Regions from separate parts of the Homo sapiens genome. Here all the other regions are linked to region 1. The links are chromatin loops, found by intact Hi-C in ENCODE. Cell type or tissue: mammary epithelial cell. All regions are shown on one strand.

Region 1 (8,000 bases):
GGACTGGGCATAACTCCACTCCACCTCTGCGATTCTTCTTCTCGTTTCCCGTCTTCTGTCTTTTCTTTCCTCCCTTCCCAACTCCTAGCGCGCTACTTTAACGTCTCAGTCTCGTTCGCTAAGCCCATGCGCCTGGGACTTGTTCTTTGAATCTCAAGTCCGAAAAGCCAGGAATCCTCGATCATGGACTTCCTCCTGCTAAATTAGAGGGAGTGAAATTTCGCTCTCCTCTCCATCCTACTTCCCCATCCCAAACTCGCTAGATTAAGTTCGCTGACCAGGCGCGCACCCAATGGCAGCACCCTCTCCAACATTTTCCCCACCAGAGAGGCAAGTGTCCTACATTTGTACGTAAAGGTCCCTGAGTGGCTAGGTGGAGAGGCTCGGATGTCTTTTCCTGGAGCGGGCCTCGGGGAGCTGCAGCAGCCCCAGCCTCAGGCACCACAGCCAAGCGAGCGCGCCTTGGGCTCGCTGCTCTGCACGCAGCTGGAGGTCTGGGCCGCTGACCCTCTGGCCACGTAGTCAACCCGAGGATGTGTGCCCCGGGGCTCGGCCTTGCCTCGGGTGAGAAGGCTAGTCACCATTCAGGGTGCAGGTGTCATGGCCTGGAAATGGCAATATCTGAGCAAACAGGTGGGCGTCGCTTCCCGGCGGTGCGGTGGCCGCTGGCTCGCAGCGCGCTCCAGCTTTCGGCGCCGCCGCCGCCCCTTTGCTCTGCGGACTCAGCCAGTTCCCGGGTGGCCCAGCTGGGTGGCTCCGAGGCCTGCCCCCTTGGGCTGCGGCGGGAGGCGGGGACTGCAGTGCCGAGTGTAGGGCGCCCCAGCCGGGCTGGCGGTTCACGCTGCGCTCGGGCCTCTGCCGGGAGGGCGCCCTGGCGCCAAACCCGGGCGGGCAGGGGGGTGGAGAGCCGATTGAGTTTATTCCCATTCAGAATTTAGAGGCTGGTGGAGACAGAGAGTCTCCTAAATGGATGCAAGTCTCCTGAAAGTCTGGGCCGGAAGCCTCGAAACTTTCTGCCACGCAAAGCCCCAGCTAGTCTCCAGGGCTCGGTCCTGGTTCCCTTTGTGCAGGCCCGGAAGTGTCCGCCCGGTTTTCCCACTGCCTGGAGGGGCCCAGGGTCGCGGATAGACTCGGACAAGGCTCCGTTTACTTTCAGTTTGTCTTAGTTGACTAATGGCGGGACTGGTTGTAATGCGTGCTCTGAGATTTTCTCCAGGATTTGTCACTTTAATTTTGCAATATGAGGTAAGGCCATGTTTTTTAAAGTGGAGACACTCTCTTTGCCTTTCCTGCCTTCCTAAAGGAAGCACATCCTCTTGATGTGCCCGACGGGACCTGCAGACTCCAGACTCCACTGCTTTTTCTCAAAACCACACACTTGAAAAGAATACACTTCGATTGCTGTTAAAACTTGTCAGATTTCCATGTTTTAATCGCTGGCAATGTCTTAATAATGGAACCTTACCACTTTTGCACGTGTTGCTGAAAAGAGAGCTCTCCAGTAAAAGTGCCGTGCCCATGAGTCTCTTGAGGCTGTGCAAGGTTACTTATCAAGGATCTCAAAATGACAGGCAGGCTACCTCTGGATTTCCAATCACATGTTCAAAACTCAAAGATTCTCAGTCTGGAGAGGTTTGGTTTTGTTTTGGTTTGGTTTTAAAAGCTCATTCCTCCCCCCCCCCCACCCCCAATAACACAGTACTTAATTGTTTTATTAAATTGTTCCAGGCTCTGGAACCCTGGGGAGGCACTCTTCAAATGGTATTGTTTTTTCTGTATTTATGTCAACACAGGAAGTTGCATTAGAAACTTAAGTTGACAATTTAATAAGGCCTGATCAAGTATATGAGGTTTTTTTAAAAAAATTGACGTAGCACATATCACTTCATTTGTTTTCAAACTCAAAATGTGCTCTTTCTGAATCTTACGATGTAAATCGTAGAGTCTTTATACTAGATAATTTTAGCTGTGATATTGTGAATATAAGAATTGTACAATTTTCCTTTGAAATGTGCTGCTGAGAAGAATAAAAATGAAGTTTTCTCTCTGGAAATGGCTGGAAACAAACGTCAAAACCTGACAATTTACACACACAGTTCTCTTTCTGACTTGACTCACCCCTTTGAGAATTACTTTTTAAAACACCAAAGTTATAGGATACTAAGTTAATTGTGGTCTTTCTAATTCTGAAAAACTGGTTTTCATTTGCCTCAAGAACTTTTAAGGCAAAGTTGTCTAAGATACTTCCTTGAACAAAGACTCAGACAAAAGCATTTGACTGCTTTTAATTTCTCAGCATTTTTACATTTTAAAACTATAGCTTGAATGAAACTCAAGTGTCCTGAATAAAGAATAAATACTTAAAAATTGTTTAAATACATATTTTCTCCTTTCATTGTTGGAGCATTCAAGCAAAGATTGTGTAAAATTCAGGTTAAGTAAAATGTAAAAAATACATATCCAGTTTACATTACATATTCTTTTTGTGTACAAATATTTATACCAATAAAAACCCCCTAAGATATTTATATCTTTAACATCTATTTTTCTTTTACCTTTACTACTAGAAAGAGAAGCTAACAAAGGAAAGCCTCTTCAAAAAATGGGATTTCCTTGGCCTTAGCAGTTCTGGTGTGTTCCACTGCCAACACTAGGTAGGAAAAATCTGACTTGTGATGTTGTGATTAAATAGCGGCCTGGCTCAAACTGCCCAAAGAGAGGGAATTCACTATGAGTTCCACAGTTTTATCTTGAGGAAGAAACTAGCAGAAACACAGAATTTTAGAGCCTTAGAGCTCTCATTACAAAATGGCCCTCACTATAAAGTGGCATATACTGAACCCAGCTTAGATGTGTGTACTGAGCCCAGTACAAATGTATATAGTGAACCCAGAGCTCTCATTACAAAATGCCTCTCACTATAAAGTGGCATATACTGAACCCAGCTTAGGTGTGTGTACTGAGCCCAGTACAAATGTATATACTGAGCCCAGAGCTATTCAGCTTGTTGGTGGTGGGGGTGGTTAGGATTAGATGACAACACCTATTCTCGAATGAGTTAGTCTATGATGCTGTGTCCTAGATTGTGCTCAAGATTAAAAACCTGATTAAAAGACCTTTTTGACTGAAGAGTGTTCTTAAACCTTAGCATCCAATCTGCTTTAAACAGGTTGCAATTAAACATAATGCTATGTGTTCATTGTTAATTGCAGACAGGAAATGTCCAGTGTTGATAGAAATTACCTCTAAAGTCTTGATTCTGGAAGAAGCTAGAGAAATGGCTCTTGGATTTCTAATACTGGCACTTCTTTGGTGACTGTTTCCCATGAATTACCTCAACTTGCACTGAAAGCCACAAGAAAACCAAAAAATGCAAACTACAAGCCTGAATATGCCTACAGATTACCTGTGTCTTTAATGTGTCTTGAGCAGTTTGGATACATGCTTGATATTTTGTGGCAACAAAATACTAGTGCCAGACCTGTATACCTATGTAACAAACCTGCACGTTCTGCACATGTATCCCAGAACATAACATATAATTTTAAAAAATTCAAAAATAAATAAATAAAATTTAAAGACTCAAAAAAAAAAATACTAGTGCCAGGACTCCACTTTTAGTATCACTTTTCATATTTTAGTATTTAGTATTATCATTTTATCTTTCAATGTATTAGTGAAGCTTCTACGGTATTGTTCTGTCTTTTCAAATCAACAGGTGATAGTAGGAAAGCAGGAATAATCTCCCAGGAATCATTATTTTATTGAGAGTTATTAGGGAGTAATAAGAAACTTGACAATAAGAGTGGAAACATTAAATCAAGGTGGGGGGAAAAAAGAAGTATCTACCTAAAGAAAATGTTTTATTCATCAATAATCATAACAATGGAAATGGATTATGAAAACAGCTAAAGGAAATCTTCACCAATAAGTTTGACTATATTTATTCCAGTCTCTGTGACACCAAATCTCATGATTTTCTAAAAAGATGTGACTCAAAATTAGCAAACACTGCAAAGAAGACACACGTGCTATTTATGAGTGCTTTTAAGTCTCTTAGCAGAGACACATTTGGAAGCTAAATGGAATCACAGTGACTAAAACTTTTTCTGAAATCCCCAATCCGATGTTGAAGCACATGGCTCAGAAACAATCTCAATATCATCAAATAACTAAACCACAAAAAAGAAAAAGAAGCTCTCAAATATCCCTTTCCCAAACGTTTCCCAAATGTATACACATATGTAGACAGTAGAGGCTAGAACTGGAATTGTTTTTGCCTAAACATTTGCTGCCCCCACGTGTCCCTTTAGAAAACTGAGTGTTAAAGCTAAATCATGTTCATTAGCACCTTCTATACAGCATTCGCAGGTTAGGTACGCTTAAGTGTGATCACAGAAACAGCCCAGTGTTGGTAGAAAGTACCAGAGACAGGGCGGGGAAGCAGGGAGGGAAGAAGCTGACTTTTGCCACAGACTCCTGGGGTAATCCCCAGTAATTACATAAGGTCCATGTGTCTTTGTCTCTTCAAACTTGAAATGGGTGGCAGGCTGGTGGGACGGGACGAGTAGCCAGATTTTCACTAAGGTTCCATCTAGCTCTAATATTTGGTCACTCTCATTGAGGATGATAAAAGAGAAGTAGGGAAACCCAGTTATCCCATTTCTGGCTAAGTCGTCACTTTGGAGGTGTGGCCAAAAACTCATGAATGAACTTCCTGTTTCATCACTCGAATCCATTACCTCGGTTCTCTGTCATCTTGACAAACTTGCTTCCCAATGTCTGAGTGGCTCTGAGCCTAAGGAGACAAGAAGGAGTTTGTTTTCTTTAATGTCCAACAATTATACATTATACAGTATCCTGCTCATGACTACAAAAATGAAAATCATCTTCCACGTTTATAGTGTGTATCAGTAGCAGGTGCCTCAACACCTCAACAGCTCTGACTAGTTTTTTTTTTTTTTTTTTTTGAGACAGAGTCTCACTCTGTCACCCAGGCTGGAGTGCAGTGGCACAATCTCGGCTCACTGCAACCCCCGCCTCCTGGGTTGAAGCAAGTCTCATGCCTCAGTTGGGACTACAGGCACACACCACCACACTCGGCTAATTTTTGTATTTTTAGTAAAAACAGGGTCATCATGTTGGCCGGGCTGGTCTCGAAATCCTGGCCTCAAGTGATCCACCTGCCTTGGCCTCTCACAATGCTGGGATTACAGGCGTGAGCCACCTCGCCTGGCCACTAGTTCTTAAATCTCCACAATACCATGATCAGCATGGCAAAGCCATTCTCTCCCTATTCCAGTTTTGTTCAACTCTCAGGCAACCACATGTTTAAAGAAAGGCTGGGTCCCTCCCTTGCCCAAGGGGGTGAATTTTGATTCATCTAAGAGAGATATTAGTTTTATCCTGATCACCATCTACGAAGACATGTAACTTAAAAATTCAAAGCCCCAAAGGCAGGAAATGCAAACTTTTAGGTTAACTAGGTGGATTTTCAAACATTTTCTCCATTACCAGATGGTCTAATATTTAACTGAATAGAAAACAGATTTATAGTGTGAAAAATATTTGTGTATTCTTACCTAAATCATGAACCCATTATTTACCTTCTCTCTGTGTACCAAGAAACCAAAGACATTTAATGGGCATGATTACCAACTATAATCAGAAGTATCTAGGGAGAGCCAGAGGGGATGTGATCTTAGAACAGGCTTTAGAGTGACAGACGTGAAGTCATTGTCCTTTGAGCTACAGTTCAGTTTGGTGGAAGAGCAAAGTGCCAGGACTATTGCAGGCCCATTCTTCATTCTCAGGGTTTTGTCATTTCTGCAATGATTCTCAAATGACAGTCTCTATTCCCATGCTGCACCCATATTTTCCCAAAGCTGATTAATTTAACTACAATATATACCCTTCTCAAAAACTGCTAATGTAACAGGTAGGAAACACTCAATATTCGGGAATGCTGATGAGTTTCCTGAGTAGCATGCGACTGGAATGGGAAGAACAGGAATCTGGTATCAGCCTAGCCACAGGCTGGCTGTTATGTCCTTGGGCAAGTTTCATCTTGTCTCTGGGTTGTATTTCCTGACCTGTAATGCAAGAGTATCAGTCCCAACCATCTCTGAGGCCCTTTCCAGCTCTCAGAGACTCTGGAATCAGATTCATACATCTGTCAGCTGAGTTTCCAAACAACACAGCCTGGAAACAACAATTCTAAAAATAAAACATACAACTAAGAAACCAGTCACAAGACTAGAAAACATCATCACATGTATTCTGTCACTGGTAACAAAATAGTTGCATACATATGCGAGCCAGTCCTATTTATTATTATTTTTTTTTTAGAGACAGGGTCTTGCTCTATTGCCCAGGCTGGAGTGCAGTCACCGCTAACTGCAGTCTTGAACTCCTGTGCTCCAACGATCCTCCTGCCTCAGCTTCCCAAGTAGCTGGGACCACAGGTGAACATTGCCACACCTGGCTAATTTTTTATTCTTATTTTTATTAGAGAAGAGTTCTCCCTTTGTTGCCGAGGCTGGTCTCAAACTCCTGGTTTCAAGTAATCCTACTGCCTCAGCCTCCCAAAGTGTTGGGGTTACAAGCACGAGCCACTATGCCCAGCCAAGTCAATCCTATTTTAGATTCATCATTATTCATTAGAAAAAGTATTTTCACTTATTTGTATCTCACCCTAACTTATAAAATCCAAATAACGTTTGACTGACATGAAGATAATATGCCACTTAATCATGTTATTGACTTCACTTAAGTGGGCTACACAAATAACGCCAATAATATTCAGTAATATAAAAATTATGACATTTTTCTAAGGGAACTGAGTCATACAGGCCTTGAATGATTATATATAATAATCTTTTTTTTTTTTTTTTTTTTTGGACACGGAGTTTTGCTCTTGTTGCCCAGGCTGGAGTGCAGTGGCGCAGTCTCGGCTCACTGCAACCTCTACCTCCCAGGTTCAAGTGATTCTCCTGCCTCATCCTCCCGAGTAGCTGGGATTGCAGGCATGCACCACCATGCCCGGCTAATTTTTTGTATTATTAGTACAGACAGGGTTTCACCATGTTGGCCAGGCTGGTCTTGAGCTCCTGACCTCAGGTGATCCACCCGCCTCAGCCTCCCAAAGTGCTGGGATTACAGGCCTGAGCCACCGTGCCCAGCAATAATCTTTATAGTCAAGTTTGCTGTTGTGTGTTTTTTTTTTTTAAAAAACAGAATTAGTTGTTTTGTCTTTTATTTTGTTTTGTTTTAGAGGCAGAATCTCACTATGTTGCCCAGGCTTATTTTGCACCACTGGCCTCAAGCAGTCCTCCCAGCTCTGCCAAATTTTAGACACCTGGACTTGGAAACCCATGAGAAGTTGGCCAGCGCTTCCTTTTGCATTTATGCAGAGCAATGGTAAACGTCAGCAGCAAATTTACAATCAATCTTATTTTCCAGTGTCTCCAGAGATTTGATTGTTTTGCTTATATGGCTTATGGCAATACTTACCTCCAATGTCTGATTTTTCAAAAAAATTTCATCTAATCCTTTGTGCAATGGTTTACATCTAATTTTTTTTGTTCTGAGATGTAGACAGCTATTAAGAACTGATCTTTGCACAGTAAATTTTTCCTATTCTTAGTCATTATCCTTAGGTGAGGCAACATGGTGCCATTCAGTTATTCAGCAAATTCTCACATCTTCCGTGTGCCATGCATTGTTACAGGTTTTGAGCCTAGAACCATGAAAACAAAAGACAAAAATCTCTGCCCTTGTGGACTTTGTATTCCAGAGGAGAGAAAATAAACAAGGTAAGTAAAATATATAGTATGGTAGATAATGAATGGTATGGGCTGAAGGAAAAACATAAACAAAGACGTTAGGTAGTGCTGAGAGGGAGGGTGGTTTGCAGTTGAGATAAGGATGTCTCCAAGGATATGGTGGCATCTGCATTACCAGAGAAACATTCCAGGCAGAGAAACCAGTGAGTGCAAAGG
Region 2 (8,000 bases), 580 kb before region 1:
TGATATTTTCTAGGAGACAAGTAAGATATAACTCCCAGCTGTATTACCATTCCTGTAATGCCCCATTCCGAAATATCATATAGATGAAGGGGCCCAAATGTATCCTAGGATGAAATGGGGTCATGCTTTCCAAAAACCTGACCCTTCAGGTGAAGTGAACTAGGAGGTCTCTATCATCTATAATTGGCCCATACTCAATCAGTAGCAAAACATATGTACAAAATAAATAAAATGCATTAAATCCAACATTAAGGGACATACTTCTCAAATGTTTTACCAGTCTTTAAAAGTGACATAGGAATGTATTCGTTGAGGCCTTCCCCTTCGAATTTCAAATCCTGCATGAAAGAAAATAGATATAAAATTAAATGGATTCAAAACACACTTGAAACATCTATGTAAAAGTTGGATTTTCTGATACCAGCTATGCTGACCCTCAAAATTAAGCTTCCCAGAGCCAAATAAGAATATGGGAATTATACCTTTAACACTCAACTTATTATAGTATCTGATTTTTCTTACTTACCTAATTACTTTTCAGCCAGAAAGGCAGAGGGAATAGTAAAAAACATAACAAAAATATGATAAATACTTAGATCCCAGGACAGCTTTCTCTGTCTTTTCCTACTTTTATTTTCCTCTCTCTTTCTCACATTCACATACACATTCCACAGTGGTATGGTTTTAGATCATGTAAATGGACATATGGCTAGATGTGTAAGATGCTAGAGATGTTAATAATAATTTTATTCATATAATTTATTATTCAATCCAGGGCATTTGGGGGAAAGGGGAAGAAACAATTATGTATGCTAGGATAACAGGCATAAACTTGCACTATGCATACTATAATGCATAAAACTATTACTAATACTATTAATAATAATCCTGTAGGGTTACATACAAGCAAATATCAACATATTCAGTAAAAGTGAATGATGGGGGTGGGAGTACAGAGAGAGAGAGAGCATGCACTCAACATGGAAGCAGCAGTCTTCAATAACCTAATGTCAAAATGACACACCATGAAATCTGCTGTGTACTTTGGTCACACAGTTCAATGCTGGTTCAACATAAGAGGGAGCGATACAAAGTTGTGAATAACAGCAGACTGAGATCACTGGTTCATAGCAGTTATGAAATCCAGACAAGGAAATGTCAAAGGTTCTTTGATGAAGACTCAAGGCCTGAGAATAATTCTCTACAGCTCTTGAGTCTACCTTCTGTACTCTTGGTTCTGTCATCTGAATCTTTCTTTTTTCATGAAAGGTAACACATCTTTGAAGCTAAGTCATTTTCTTAACCTGCTTTCTGCCATAGAATTTAAAGGTCCAAAGACCTCTTTTCATCTTGTTTTCTCTGTGTCCCTTTTAGTCCAAATACATGATTTTTCTGCTTGTATAATTCTTTTAAAAATTTTGTGGGTCTCCTATGAATCTTATTGGAGTCTACTATATTAGACAAAAGTCAAATTTATAAATCTTTTCAAAAGAAGACAAGTCTTGGGGCTCCCACCAACAGGATGAAGGTCAATGCCCTTAAGGTCCCTAGAAATCCTACTGCTTGATTGAGGAGGAACTGTGAGGCAACCCTTCATCTCTGTAGAGTGACTAGAGTCTCAGTGAATACAATTCTGAGGCACCACCTTTGATATTTCTGAGGTCTTAAAAGATTTGACTGTGCTGCTCTCAGCTTCATCCATGAACCATATTTTCCTGGCATGTGATCTTTGCTCAGAAGCCATTTCTTCCTTTGAGCATTGTTCGCTATCTTGGGAGGCTGAGAATTCTTAAAACTGTAAAGTCATGACTCATTTTATCAGTCCTTTCTTCAGTTTCTCTCTCTTCTCTCACATTTTGCTATAAGCCTCAAGAAGAAACCAGGCAGCACTTGAGATTCTGTGGTCAGGGATCTCTCTAGCTAGATCATCTGGTTTATTAGGCACATTTTCTACTTTTCACATAACTGCAAACAGCAGTGTTGCTAAACACTCTGACACTCCATAAAAAGATTTCCCCTCTTCCGTTTCCCATTGAGATTTTCCTCACTTTCTTACAAGCCCTCACGCCATTTCTTGAAGACCATAAGGTTTCTAGACATATCTTCTTCAAGTACTAGAAGCCTAACACTCTCCTCAAAACCCACTGTGCAGCTTCAATGTCACCCTCATGTTTCAGGTTCTGTTATGGTAACACTCCACCTCCAGGTACCAAAATCTGCATTAGTAATTTATCACTTTATAACACATTTCTCCAAAAACTAGACAGTTAAAACAACAAATGTTTACTATCTTACACAATTTCTGGAGGTCAGAAATTCAAAAGCCACTTAGCTGTGTTTTCCTGGCTCAGGGTCTCTCATGAATCTGCAATCAAGCTATTAGCTGGGTGGGAAGCCAGGTCAGGGGTCAAATGAGGCGGCAGAATCTGTTTCCTGGCTGAGACACGTGTTTGTTGGAAGGCCTCAGTTTGTGGTTTACTATTGGCTAGAGGCTTTGGTTCCTTATCACGTGGGCCTCTCTACAGTTTACTCACAGGATGACAGCTTACTACTCCACAGCAAAAGATGAAATAGGTCGAATAGAAGGCTCTACACATATCCACAAAAAAGGGCTAACACATTTTCTGAGATGGGAAAGATAGGGTAAGTAATGAACAGGGTTTTGAGAGGCAAAATTTAAGCACCCCAATTGGACGTGTTAAATTTGAGGTGTTTTTGAGATACTCAAATGAAGTGGTAAGTAGGAATGAGACACAAGGTTCTAGGAGGAAAGATCAGAGCCTTTGGCTATCACCAGCAAGAATTAGGTGTTGGAAATTAATGAAATCACTCTGTAAGACACCTCTAAGCACATTTGTATGCATTATATTATTTATTTGTTTGTCTGTGTTACATTATTTAATCCCCACAAAAACCCAATGATGTATATGCTTTAGTGTCATAATTATTTCATACATAAGTATGGAGGCTTACAGACCTTAAGGCATTTGCCCAAGGTTACAGTACGTGGTAGAAACTAGAGTTGACTCTCTGTGATTCAGCTCTTACTCAGTGTGACTGGTCTTTCATGTAGTCATTTATTGCCTTCCTAGAACATACATTCACAGGGTAACAGGTTTTTTGTGGTTTTTTTTTCACTTACTTGACCCCCCTATATTTTCTATGACTAGGTCATAAAAAGTCCCCTTGTGAAAACAATTAAAGGTTAAATCAGTGGATGTATATGGCCCTTTGGAAACAAATAGAAAGGGCTAGATGGTAAAATCTTATTAAATCTTATGTCATTTCCCTTTGTACCATTTTCCAAAAAGGATCAAACAGAGCAAGCATGCTTTACAAAGAGAATGAACTCCTTCACCAAGCCAACTATGTGCAAATCTTCTCAAGTATTTGAGAAGCATCAATTCTTAGTGAACTAACTAAAATGTATCTCTTCATTAAGGAAGATTTTATCACAAACTTTACTATGTAATAATTATTTCATGCAGCTTTAGTCATAGTTCTGCTTTTATATAAAAGTAATTCTTTTGTTATATAAAAATTTACTTTGGAATACTTTGCAGCCTGAACTTTCCACCAGATCCTATCAATCTAAATAAGTGATGGTTGACTGTAACTGGGGAATACAAAGAAAACAATTTGGCAAAAATTACCAGTAAATATTGTTGATCAACCAGAAATTAAGATAGTAATGTTCTACTTATTCATGTAACATTCAAACAAAATTCAAAAGATTCCTGGCTATCACTGAAGAAGTTAAATATTGTTTTCCAAAATTACCTGTCTAGATTTCTCCAGCCTGGATCACCTTTTCTAACAGCAATATGAAGAAATGACACGGAGAGTGCAAGATTGTTCCAGAGGCTTCTTTCTTCAAAAGAGACAAAACAATCCCTCCAAATGTTTTGTCATTTTCCCATAAATAGCTATAAATCCTATTTTTGTTTCCTTAACTCTCTTTTGGACAAGCAGCAAAAGTCATCAAAGAACAGATTAAGTTCTACAAACTGGGTGGTTGCTATTTTTCATTTTATCTACTATTGAATATTTCACTTGGATATTAATATTCATACTCATGATCTTCTTGCTTGTGGTAATGGCTAGTATAGGGGAGAAGGAAAAAAATAAAGGACATAATTCTAGCAAATATTCACTGACTACCTCTAATGTGCCAGGTATTAATCTAAGGACTTTATATGCACCAATCCACAGAATCCTCACATTAACCTTTCAGGTAGATACTATTATTGTCTCCATTTTACAAGCAAGGAAATGGCAAAAGCAAGGGGACCTCAGGCCTAGAGAGCTGACCTCCAGAGCACTGTACCTAACCCCTATATTAATGAGTTCTGAGTTTCATATTCTGATTATATTTTAGATAATTTGAACCAACTCTATTCAAAAACAATGGTTTGTGTGCAAACATACAGGAAATCATTCCCACACTGCAATTACTTATTTAGAAATAAAAATAACCTAACCCTATATGGAAAATTATCTCTTTGTTGGAATTCCTATCAAATTTATTAAGCCTCAGTAAATATCAAAACAGCAATATTAAAATTGTCTTTGAATTCAATGTCAATTCTTTAATTTTCTTGTTAAAACTAAAAACATGCATGAACCATGCTACTAAGCAATGTAAACAACATATTTCAGTAAAATATTGTATAACAATATATGAGATTCTGAATTTCTATGTAGAAATGCTCTCCTTTGTCATTTAAACTTTTTTATTTTTTCATTTAAATATGTTAATTTTCTCTCCATTTTCAAAAAAATCACACATTTAAGTACACAGGTAATAGGAAATTTTATACTTAGCAATCCAATATATATCAAGGATACACATGTGGTATAATTAATAACTACTACAATGATTGAAAATGTGTATACATGATTGAAATAAAAATCCAAAGTTTATATCACAGGCAAGACTAGATTTTTTCCTTTGAAGGGTGAAACCTTATGAAATAATTCTCGTTAAATATAGCCTCTGTGTTATATGGTTAACAACACTCATACAGTAACTTAGATTGAAGAGTTAATCTGATAAGCATCAAGCTAAAGAATAAATTGCAATAAAGCCTTGGAAAAACTTAAATAGTTGCATTCCCACCAGATGAAAGGAAGTATGTTTACCCAAATCCATAAGAATGTTCAGGACACTTATGCCCATGGGCATTTTTCATTCCTAGATGTTTGGAGTCTGGCCTGGAGAAGGAAAAGGAAAAGTTCTAATTGTCAATAGCTTTTGATAAGAGGTTAACCGAAAGAAAGTTTGTCTAAAATAGAGTGTTATTGACTGGAGAAAGTCTCAGGACAAGGTAAGAATTGCAAACTTCAGGACTTTTTTCTAAGTTCTAAAAACCTCCAGCAATGCCTTAATTTAAAACAGCTACAAGCAATTTGATAATATGTATCAGAATTAAAGCTGCGTAGATAAAGCTGGAATTTGCTTCTTCCACGGAGAGGAAAATATGGAGTTCCTTCACACTTCCAATAGATCTTTTGAGAGAGAACACTGAAATGTAATAGAGAGGAGACAGTAGACACTGTGGTTGAAAAAGGAGGAAGCAGCACTGCCTGCTTGGTGCTGCCTGGCATCAGGACCAGACCCCAGACCCAGACTGGACCCAATAAAGGAGCAAGTGAAGGAACCTCAGGATACCACATTCCTGCCACAGACTCCTGAGATCCTAGTTACAGGTGTTCCCACAACCTGCAGACCTTTGGACTGGCAGAGGGAATTACCTGGAGAATATGTAGAGGTATTACTTGAACCCCTGAGAACCCAAAAGGCTTCAGGGTGCGAGGCAACTGCAGCAAAAGGTGAGTCTGGGCACCTACTCTCCAAGGCTCTGCATCCTGCCCTGGGTGACTGCAGCTCTTGCTGTCTGTCCAGCTGGGAGAGAGTGGGGACTGGGATGATCACCCACCCAAGACAGGCCTGGCTGCCATTGCAGTGGGACCTAGGTGCATCTGAACTGCATGCCCCCATGCCTGCCAGGCCCTCACCAGACTGCCTGTCTGGTCATTCCCAGAGGAGGAGAGGTATGCGGTCCCCATGGCATAGCCTCCATCACACTGCCTGGGTGGTTTGTTGGCAGCCTGGGAGGAATTTACTCTCCAAATCACAGCCAATGTTTGACCCTGAGGAGCCAAAGGACAAACTACTGGCACAGTCCCAGTTTCCCAGGACCCAATCACACCACCTGTGGGTATGGGGAAGAGATTTGTGAACTGTCTCCAGGTGGGGAGGAGCTCCCACTGACAAAGCACAGTGAAGAGTGTGTAGTGGTGCTCCCTTCACAAAACTGGACTAGGAAGGATGTGGCCTGAAAGCTGCAGTTTCTGCCACAGGAAGCCTTGAGGTCTGGGATGCTTGGGACGGTGTGGTGATCTGGGTGCAGACGGCTTGGAACTAGCCTAACAAGTCAGGCCTGTTGCCAGTGACAGAGACCCACCTGCGCAGAGGTGTCAGAGCAGAGCTGAACAGGCCCTATGGCCCCTACCTTCTGAGCTGAAAACCATGGCCACCCCTCTTTCCATGACAGGTGCAGAAGGAGTGCCTCAATCCCTCCCTGGAGGGTTGTCCCAGTGACCTGAGGACTTCCCCGACAACCCCTCAAGGGTGCAGCACTCAGAGAGCCTGGTAATGGGCTTGCACAATCCAGCTCCACCTAGCTAGCCCTGCCTAGCTTTGCCCCCTCCAGCTCCTTGGCAGCAGAGTGCAGAACGAGAACCCTGAGAGCCCCATGTCTCGTCCATTGCCAGGGACACCCTGGTATTGCTCTCATCAACAAAGGCCAAGTAAAAATCCCAGTCATCACCGCAACTGCATCTCACCTACAGGCCCCACTTAATGGCATGGATGCCAAACTGCATGACTCACCACAACTTCTGCTGACATCACTGTACAGCGCTCAGCCAGCTCTTACCTGCAAGTGCCACCTCCTGGCCTGAAGGTTGAACTGCCCAACCAAATTTAATTTCTGCTGACAGAAGTGAACACCGCTGGGGAATGAGATAAGTCTCTTGAGACCTCCACCTACCCACTGCTATAGGAGACAGTAAGCCTGACCACACATACTTGAGAAAACCACTGTACTAAGGATGTCTATAACCAAGGAATTCATACAGTGCCTTAGCCTGCTAAAAGCACATAGAAGCAAAACCAAAAGACCCTATGCAACAGATGGAGCAGTAATAGCCTCAAGAGGAGAAGAAAAAAAATCCCACCCAAATGTAAGTAAATCCAAAAGTAAGAACTGACATATAGAGAAGGAACCAGAACAAGAACTCCAGCACCATGAAGAAACGAAATGTTGTGGCATCCCCAAAGTGCCACTCTAGCTCTCTAGCAATGGATCCTAACCAAAATGAAAACGTTGAAATGACAGGCAAAAAATTCAAGATACAAATTGCAAAGAAGTTCAGTAAAATCCTAGAGAAAGTTAAAAAGTAATACAAAGGAACACCAAAATAAACCAGGAATTGAAAGACAAGCTGGATATGTTTTTTAAAAAACACAACACAATTTCTGGAAATGAAAAATTTACTGAAGGAATTTCAAAACACAGTTGAAAGCTTTAATAATAGATTATACCAACCAGAAAAAAGAATTTCAGAGCTTGAAGAACAGTCTTTCTAATTAACCCAGACAGATAAAATAAAGAAAAAAGAATGTCGAAAGAAAAACAAAGCTTTTAAGAAATATGAGATTATTGAGAGCAACCAAATGTGACTTATAGGCATTCCTGAGGAAAAGAAGAAAAAGAAACCAACTTGGAAAACATGTTTGAGATAATAATTCAGAAAAATTTCCCTGATTGTACTACAGATGTAGACACCCAGAAACAAGAAATTCAGAGAATACTTTAAGACACTATACAAAATGAACATCACCAAGGCATATAGACATCAGGCTATCCAAGGTCAAAATAAAAGAGCAAATCTTAAAGGCAGCTAGACATAAGTGTCAAATAATCTATAAAGAG
Region 3 (8,000 bases), 1.0 Mb before region 1:
GCTCTGCATTTCCATGATCATTTATATTTATTTACCTATCTTCCTAGAAAATTCTCTGTTGTATCTAACTTTCAAATTACAAGTATGTATTTATTATTCAAAGAATTCTCATACCTATTTCCTTTTTTATAAAGCTTTCTGTTTTGATATAATTTCAAACTTGCAGAAAACTTGCAAGAATAAGAAAAGGAACTCTCATGTACTCTTCACCATTCACTATTACCATTCACGATTTATTTACACTTTGCCTTACCACTTGCTTTACTGTTCTCTCTCATACTGTCTCCCTGGATAAAAACATAGATAGGTAGATAGATAGATAAAACATATTTCTCAACTATTTGAAAGCAAGTTAAAGATATCATGTCCCTTTACCCCTAAATACTTCAGTCTGCATATGCTAAGAACAAAGAATATTTTCTCACATAACCACAGTACAGTTATCATTATCAGGAAATTTAACAATAATAAAATACCATTATCTAATGTACCATTCATATTTAGGTTTTATCAATCATCTCAATAATGTCCTTTATAGCTACATTTTTTTTACTAGTTCAAGATCAAGGCCACGATTATGCATTTAGTTTAGCAATATCTCTTTAATCAACTTTAATCTGAAATACTTCCTCTGTCTTTGTTTTTTTTATTTTGTAGAATGCTACTCAGATTAGGTTTGTCTGATGTTTTGTCATAATTGAATTCAGATTATGCATTTTTAGTAGAAATACATCAAACATGTTTTCTTTTTATCTCATTTTATTAGAAAGTGCATGCTGTCAGTTAATCCAAATATTAGTGATGTAATATTTGGAGACTGAATTAATGTGGGATCAACTTAGGTCTTTATATTGTAAAGTTAATATTCCCTGTTATTAATAAGTAAGTTACTGAGAGATACTGTGAGCCTATGTAAACATCTTGTTCCTTAACAAATTTGCACCATGAGTTTTACTTTTTATTGATGATTTTCTAACCTCATGTTTGCATATTTATGTCAGTGTTCTACTTGAGGAAAGAGATGTTCTCCTTTTCTCTATTGATGTATTTATTGATTTATATTCATATAAATTCTTATATAATGAGTTATAATCCGCTTCTCTGATAATTATTTTGATGTTCAAATTATCTCAGATTTGACTGGGACAGCTGAGGCTTGCCATCCTCTGAATGTGTCCCCCAAAATTCATGTGTTGAAACTTAACCCCTGATGCAACAATGTTGAAAGGTGGGGCCTTTGGGGAAATGTTTAGGCCAGTGGTCCCAAAACTTTTTGGCACCAGGGACCAGTCTGACTGGTTTTGTGGAAGACAATTTTTCCACAGATGGCCAAGAAGAGAGGGGGGAGGGGAGAGGGGGGATTGTTTCTAGATGAAAGTATCCCACCTCAGATCATCATGCCTTAGATTCTCATAAGGAGCACATAGAGTTCATGCTCCTATGAGAATCTAATGCTGCCCCAATCTTACAGGAGGCAGAGCTCAGGCAGTAATGCTCACTTGCTCACCACTCACCTCCTGCTGTGTGGCCCGGTTCCTAACAAGCCACACACTGGTACTAGTTTGCACTCCATGGGTTAGGGACCCCTGGTTTAGGCCAGAAGGGCCCCACCCTTATGAATTGATTAACACTATTGTAAAACGGCTTGATGAGGACGTTTGGTCCCTTTTACCTTTCCAGCCCTTCTGCCACGTGAGAACACAGCTTTCCTCTTCTCTGGAGGATGCCATCTTGGAAACAGACCAACTGGTCTCATCACACAAGGAAACCTGCTGGTGTCTGGACCTTGGACTTCTCAGTTCCAGAACTATGAGAAATCAATTTCTTTATAAATGACCCAGGCTGTGGTGTTATGTTATAGTGACACAATGGACTAAGACAGGGCTCTTTCAAGTTGGCAACACTGTCCTTTTAATATGCTCATTAACATGATTTTTTAGCATTTCCTTACTTTCTGGAGAAACAATAAGTTACCACTTTCTCTTACATTCATTCTTCCTAACACCTCCTCTTTTTTTAAAAAAAATAGAAACGTTTGAAGCATTCATGTACAGTTGTTACCAATGAGGAGAGGAATGATTATGTACTGTGATTTTTGTAATAGGAAAGGTGTTAATCTCTAAATTATATCTCCTCTCATGAATGAAAATTTTAGCCTCAGAAACTATAATTTCTAAATGACCACAATCCCCAAAATCACAGGAACCATGTCTGTTATATTTATCCACACATACCTCTGACTAGCACAACAAAGAAATATGTATTGAATGAATGAATGGGAAGCAATAGAAGAAGAAAAAGTGAGAAACAGCTGACCCGATTATTGCCCCTAATTGTTCCTCTATTATTAGTAAAGGCCTTGTGACTCAATGTTAGAAACGTGTTCCTTTACTTCAGCGATCCTATTTATTAATATATTTTCTTTCTTGGATCCTGTGTTTTGAAAGGTTTGTCCAGCAAAGTAACTGCATTGTGCAATGATCTTAAGACGTTTATCACAAGTCTATGACTACAAACGGATTTCCTTACAATGTCAATCATCCAAATGTCAGTACCACTGCGTACTGAAAGAATTAAGAATCTGCCAGAATTTCCTTTTAAAATAATATTAGAAAGAGACAACAAGAGAGTAATTGGCACCCATGGATGTTGCATGTGAAGTAACTTGTAAATGCATGTAGTTTTTCTCCTTTAATTTAGGGATTTATAAAGATAATTTGAAGTGTGAAATGGTAGAGGTAAGTTTGTCGTTCTTAAACTGTATTATCTCACTTGACACTTGATCAATGTACACTTTTGCCTTGCTTGCAATTGATCTTTCCTCAGCTTGTGTTGCTAAAATTTCCTCTGCTGGAATTCATGGTTCATGGTGGCCCTCAGAATTTACGAGGGAGTTTTTAAAAAATCGAGGAGTATAGAAAAATAATTCTGCATTCTTTCTGAAATACTCCATTTTTTCTTTCTACACCTCCTCCCACCCATAGGTATACATTGAGTACACCATGCACTCCTCACCAGCCCACTCCGCTGCCCCCTAGTGTTCTTTGGGCAGAATGTGAATGGGTTAAGAGCAACCAGCCAGTCGTTTCCCTCTTTACTTATTTGCATGTTTTAAGATCATTGACTCTATATTTCAGTCGTTCCAAAAGTATAGCTACACAGTGAAATGATCTGAATTATGTTCTCCTCTAAAGCATATATCAAATTACAAAATATAATATTGAAGCTGAAGTTATTTTCCTTCCCATAGAATAAGAGAATGAGTTTAATGGGAATTCACAAATTTCCTTAGCATTTCTCAAGTACAAATGACACAGAATTGTAGCTGTGATTTCAGATGGTGGGAGAAGAGTGTTAGTAGCTCCTTACAATTGGAGAGTGTCATGTTTCATATGCCAATATGCATTTTAAAATTGAACTATCTATTTAGAAGTTGTTACAATTATGGAACAGGTAGTTTTTCTGTTCTTCACCAGAAAAATACAATTAAAAACTACTGAAGCCATGACTGATTATTAATTTAAGTAAAATTATGACCCAGGGATGATGCATTGTTCAGCTGCATTTTAGGAAATCTCTTCACATATTTTGATAATGATACCTGAGTATGAACCATCTTATTTATACTGCAAAGTGTTTCTAATTTGAGAACTACAATAAAATAATATAAAGTGTTTTTTCTGCATTTAGATATAAAGTTTGTATTACTCATTGATTGCAATAAGGAGGTTGCTGAATCTACCTGTTGATGTTCTTCATATTGAAAGTAATTCATTTATGAGTTTAATCTCCTGAGATATGCTGTATTTGTGTTTGTGCATATACAAACATTCATAACATGTGGAGAATATATATGAACTTATTTGTATTTATATATAAATGCATATGTACAGAAATCAAAATTTTTTTCAATGAGGGTAGTAAGGTACTGTCAATTGGATATTAACAACATATTTAGAAAAAAAGTCTAAATATGGCTCAAGGATGAGTTAAGTTGGTATGCTAGAGCAAGCTAAGAAAAAAAAAAAACGCAGCTCACTGCTACATTATTGCTATAGTCAGTGTCAGCCATGGAGATAGAGATAAAGAAAATGCTCTAAAAGAGAACGCCTCACACCGTGCACCTTGATTTCTCTCTTGTATGGAAGAGAAGCTAACCTCTTGTAAATTTATATATGGACTCGTTAGACATTGCAAATGATTTGACTGATTGGTCAGGAACCTGGAAGTATCAATATTGGACAATTTAGGATAAGGAGGTCTGGGCTAGAGGGATGTGGATAAACCTACAGGTATAGGTACAGGTGAAAAGTGTGATGACTTTTATATTGCACGTTCACGTTCACCAGTGGACGGTCACCATGTAAAAAACACTAAACCATTAGTAGGCAGAATGGTTCAGCCAGTGGATATCAGTCATCCCCTGTCACTGGCTAACCCAGTGCTGATCCTTTGGGTGCATGCACAGAGTAACCATGATTGCAGAAATGGAAGCTATGCACAAATTCAACAGCATTATCCCCCATTCATCAAAGTTGACCTTGTTATTGCTGCTTTTGAATGTCCAAACTTCTTACTGAACCCCCAATATGGCACCACACCTCTAGGAGATCAATTAGCAACTTGGTTGTGAGTTGATTAACTTGACCCTTTCCACCCTGAAAGGAGCAGCAATTTATCTTGACTGAAACTGACACATATTCCAGATATGACTTTGCTTCTTGCCTGCAGAGATTCAGCCAGCCCCACTATCTTAGGCCTTACAGACGTGGATCCTGTGTAACATGGCACCAGACCAAGGGGGACACTTCATCAAAGCAGATGTAGTAGTGGACATAAAATCATGGTATCTACTTTTTCTATCACATGAACCCCCGGGAAGCTGCCAGCATAATCGAAGTGATGGAATGGCTTTTAAAGTAATCTTGAGGCAGAACTTAGGGATGACACCCAGAAAGGATGAGGTGGCATCCTTCAGATGCAGTATGCTCCCCAAATCAACAACCACGATATGACATTGTGTCCTAATTTGTTAAAATACAAAGTCCAGGGCCGGGCATGGTGGCTCACGCCCATAATCGTAGCACTTTAGGAGGCCGAGGCGGGCAGATCATGAGGTCAGGAGATCGAGACCATCCTGGCTAACATGGTGAAACCCCGTCTCTACTAAAAATACAAAAAATTAGCCGGGCATGGTGGCGGGTGCCTGTAGTCCCAGCTACTTGGGAGGCCTCAGGCAAGAGAATGGCGTGAACCAGGGAGGCGGAGCTTGCAGTGAGCCAAGATTGCGCCACTGCACTCCAGCCTGGGTGAAAGAGCAAGACTCCGTCCCCCACCACCAAAAAAAAAAATACAAAGTCTGAAAATCAAGTAAAGAAGTAGAGGTGGCTTTGCTTACCTTCACTTGCCATATAAGGTGGCAGATGGGTCAAAATCAAATAAGGAAGTAGGAGTGGCTTTGCTACCCACCTACCCATTGACCCACTTAGGCAATTTGTGCTTCCCTTCCCCACAAACTTGGACTCTGTGAGGTTAAAGGCCTTGGTTCCCAGAGAGGAAATGCTTTTACTAGGGGAAACAGCAAGAGTCCCATAAACTTTAAACTATGATTGTCACCCATTCATTTCAACCAAGAATGGTTGGAACATCAGCCGGGAGGGAAAAGAGTCTCCATCCCAGCAGAGGTGATTGACTCTTATCATCAAAAATAAGTAGGTTTGCAAGAAGTAGTTTCACAATAGTGACAAGTACGAGTATGTTGGCTTTCCCCCCCATAATCCACTGGCTTGACTCTTGATACTCCCTTGCTCAATTTTGACAGAAAATGGGCACATTCAGCAGCCTCAGCCTAAGAGCATGGTGACCACTGGCTGTGACCCCCCAAGGATGAGGGTCTGAATAACCCTAGCGGGTGAGTTCCTGACTTTATACATGAGTACTGGTGCTCTCCAGAGGTGGGAGGAATCTAAAACAAGTAGTACAGTTGGGAAATGATGAGGACCAATTGTAATCTGTAGACCAGATGCAGAACTTTACAGTAACCATGTGAGTTTCCTCAGGAAAAGGACCAGCTGGAATTCTGGAAGAGCTATTGCCACATAGAGGATCTTCTCATGTCAAGCAAGTGATAGTCTGCATAGGAAGCTTACTTAACAGAAAGGTCCTTTTCTCTGCCATTCTGTATTCTGAACAGGCATGTTGTGGGCTGAATGGTGGCTTCCTAAAAGATATGTCCATGTCCTGTCCTCCAGAACTGTGAATATTGCTGTCATGATAAATTTTGTGTCAACTTGGAAGGCGTTTTCGGATGAGATTTATATTTAAATCAATGGACTTAGTGTAAAGCAGGGTGCGCTCCGTAATATGTGTGGACTTAATCCAAATAGATGGAGGTATGACTAGAACAGAAGACTCATCTCTCCCAAGCAAGAGAGAATTCTCTAGCAGCCTGCTTTCAGGCTTTATCTGCAACATTGGCTCTCCGTGGTCCTACAGCGGGCTGCCTTCAGACAGAAACTAGATTTTTGGCTCTCCTATGTCACCAGTCTGCTGGCCTGCCTTGCAGATTTTGGACGTACCAGCTCCATTATTATATAGGTCAATTCCTTTTAACAAATATCTTTCCATATAATAAATCCCTTTCTATATATAACACATCCTATTGTTTTTTTTCCTCTGGAGAACCTGACCAATACAATTACATTACATGGTAAAAGAATGAATATCACCTTATATGGTAAATGCTGTGATTAAGTCAAGAATTTTAAGCAGAAGAGTTTATTCTGGATTATCCGGGTGGGCTCTAAGTTCAATGGCAGGTATCCTAATAAGAGTGAGACAGAGGGAGATGTGACAGACAGAAAAGGAGGATGCAAGATGACCACAGAGGCTAAGATTAGAGTGATATATCCACAGGTCAAGGAATGCTGACAGCCACCAGAAACTGGAAGACACAACAGAACTGTGAGAGAAGAAATTTCTGTTGTATCAAGCCCCCCTAAACTAAGGATTAGCAGAAATGTGGCTCATGTCTAAAAATGTAAATCATATGTATTCTAAGGGATCTTTAATGATGAAATGCAGCACCTCTCTAGCAGAGACTGCAACATGCACTGGGTTCCTGGTTTGGGATAAACTCTAATGGCAGTAGTCACATTGCTGCTGAATGCACCATGCCCCTGTGAAACACAGGTTCACTCTCCTAGACTTCTTTCTCCACTACGATGATGCAATGAGTTCTCTTTCAAGGCTTCCACTGTCTACTTGAAAGTGGACTCAAGTCCATTCCAAACTTTTAGGTCTCCTAAATGTAATAGATGGGAACTAGTTCTTTCTCTCATGTATCAAATTGATGTAATTGAAGCTACCTTGCCTGGAACCATTTGCCAGAAATATTACAGTGAGAGAACTTGACCAACTGAGACAACTTGGTACTAACCTTAAGGCAGTTTTTACATTGTGGTCTCTGGACCAGAGGCATTAGCATCACGTGACAACTTGTTAGAGATGCAGAGTATCAGGCACCACCCTGGAGCTACTGGGTCAGAAACTCTGGGGTTGGGAGTCCAGCAAGTTGTGTTTTACTAAGCTCTCCAGGTGATTTTCTGATAATATTTTCGGAAGATATTCTGGCTTAGGTGGTTATTGAATAGTTCTCCTAACAAATTCACATTTGCATGACAACTTCTGCAGCTTCTTACAAAGCAAACAATAACAACAGAAAGTGTTTTTTCTTGGGTAGAGATGGTTGCAAGCAGAAACAAGGAGCAAGAAGCACCAGAGATAAATGGTAAATAAGTAACTGCAATTTTCCTGTTTTAAATACCTGTTTTTAGTATAGGGAACTGAACTCCCTGTTTTACAGACTTGGCTAGAATCCATTTCCACATTCTATGTAGATACTGATAAAAGCCTGAGTATCTGTTTCTGTCACACTCCTCTTAAACACTTCTTTCTCTAAACTTTTTAAAATTCAAAATCCAAGAAAAACAATTATGTTT

Evidence for each region. A loop is a pair of places that touch in the nucleus more often than their neighbours do. Peaks named below come from ENCODE experiments on the same cell type or tissue, not always from the same donor. Only the 100,000 strongest peaks of a DNase experiment are listed, where the experiment ranks them.
Region 2: a loop joins it to region 1, with 11 times the contacts of the local background. A loop is called at or near these places in 2 of 110 quality-filtered maps.
Region 3: a loop joins it to region 1, with 7 times the contacts of the local background. A loop is called at or near these places in 13 of 110 quality-filtered maps.

Annotation. Positions count from the first base shown.
Region 1 is chr6:10,425,516-10,433,515 of GRCh38, forward strand. It overlaps LINC00518 (long intergenic non-protein coding RNA 518), which reads right to left. Exons shown (of 3, transcript NR_027793.1): 3 at 2,270-4,798. LOC107986564 (a long non-coding RNA gene) reads left to right here and starts at 913. Exons shown (of 2, transcript XR_001743960.1): 1 at 913-1,245; 2 at 2,568-2,766. RefSeq lists a silencer at 629-898. In mammary epithelial cell, CTCF peaks have their summits at 819 and 4,298 (motif pointing left); DNase peaks (open chromatin) are centred at 4,306, 4,696 and 6,086; H3K4me3 peaks cover 779 bases; H3K27ac peaks cover 6,235 bases.
Region 2 is chr6:9,845,256-9,853,255 of GRCh38, forward strand. It overlaps the pseudogene OFCC1. Among named protein-coding and RNA genes, the nearest start is that of TFAP2A-AS2, 560 kb to the right of the region's middle. In mammary epithelial cell, a CTCF peak has its summit at 6,959 (motif pointing left); DNase peaks (open chromatin) are centred at 3,056 and 6,886; H3K27ac peaks cover 1,269 bases.
Region 3 is chr6:9,410,117-9,418,116 of GRCh38, forward strand. No RefSeq gene overlaps it. Among named protein-coding and RNA genes, the nearest start is that of HULC, 760 kb to the left of the region's middle. In mammary epithelial cell, a CTCF peak has its summit at 3,019 (motif pointing left); no DNase peak of the experiment used is centred here.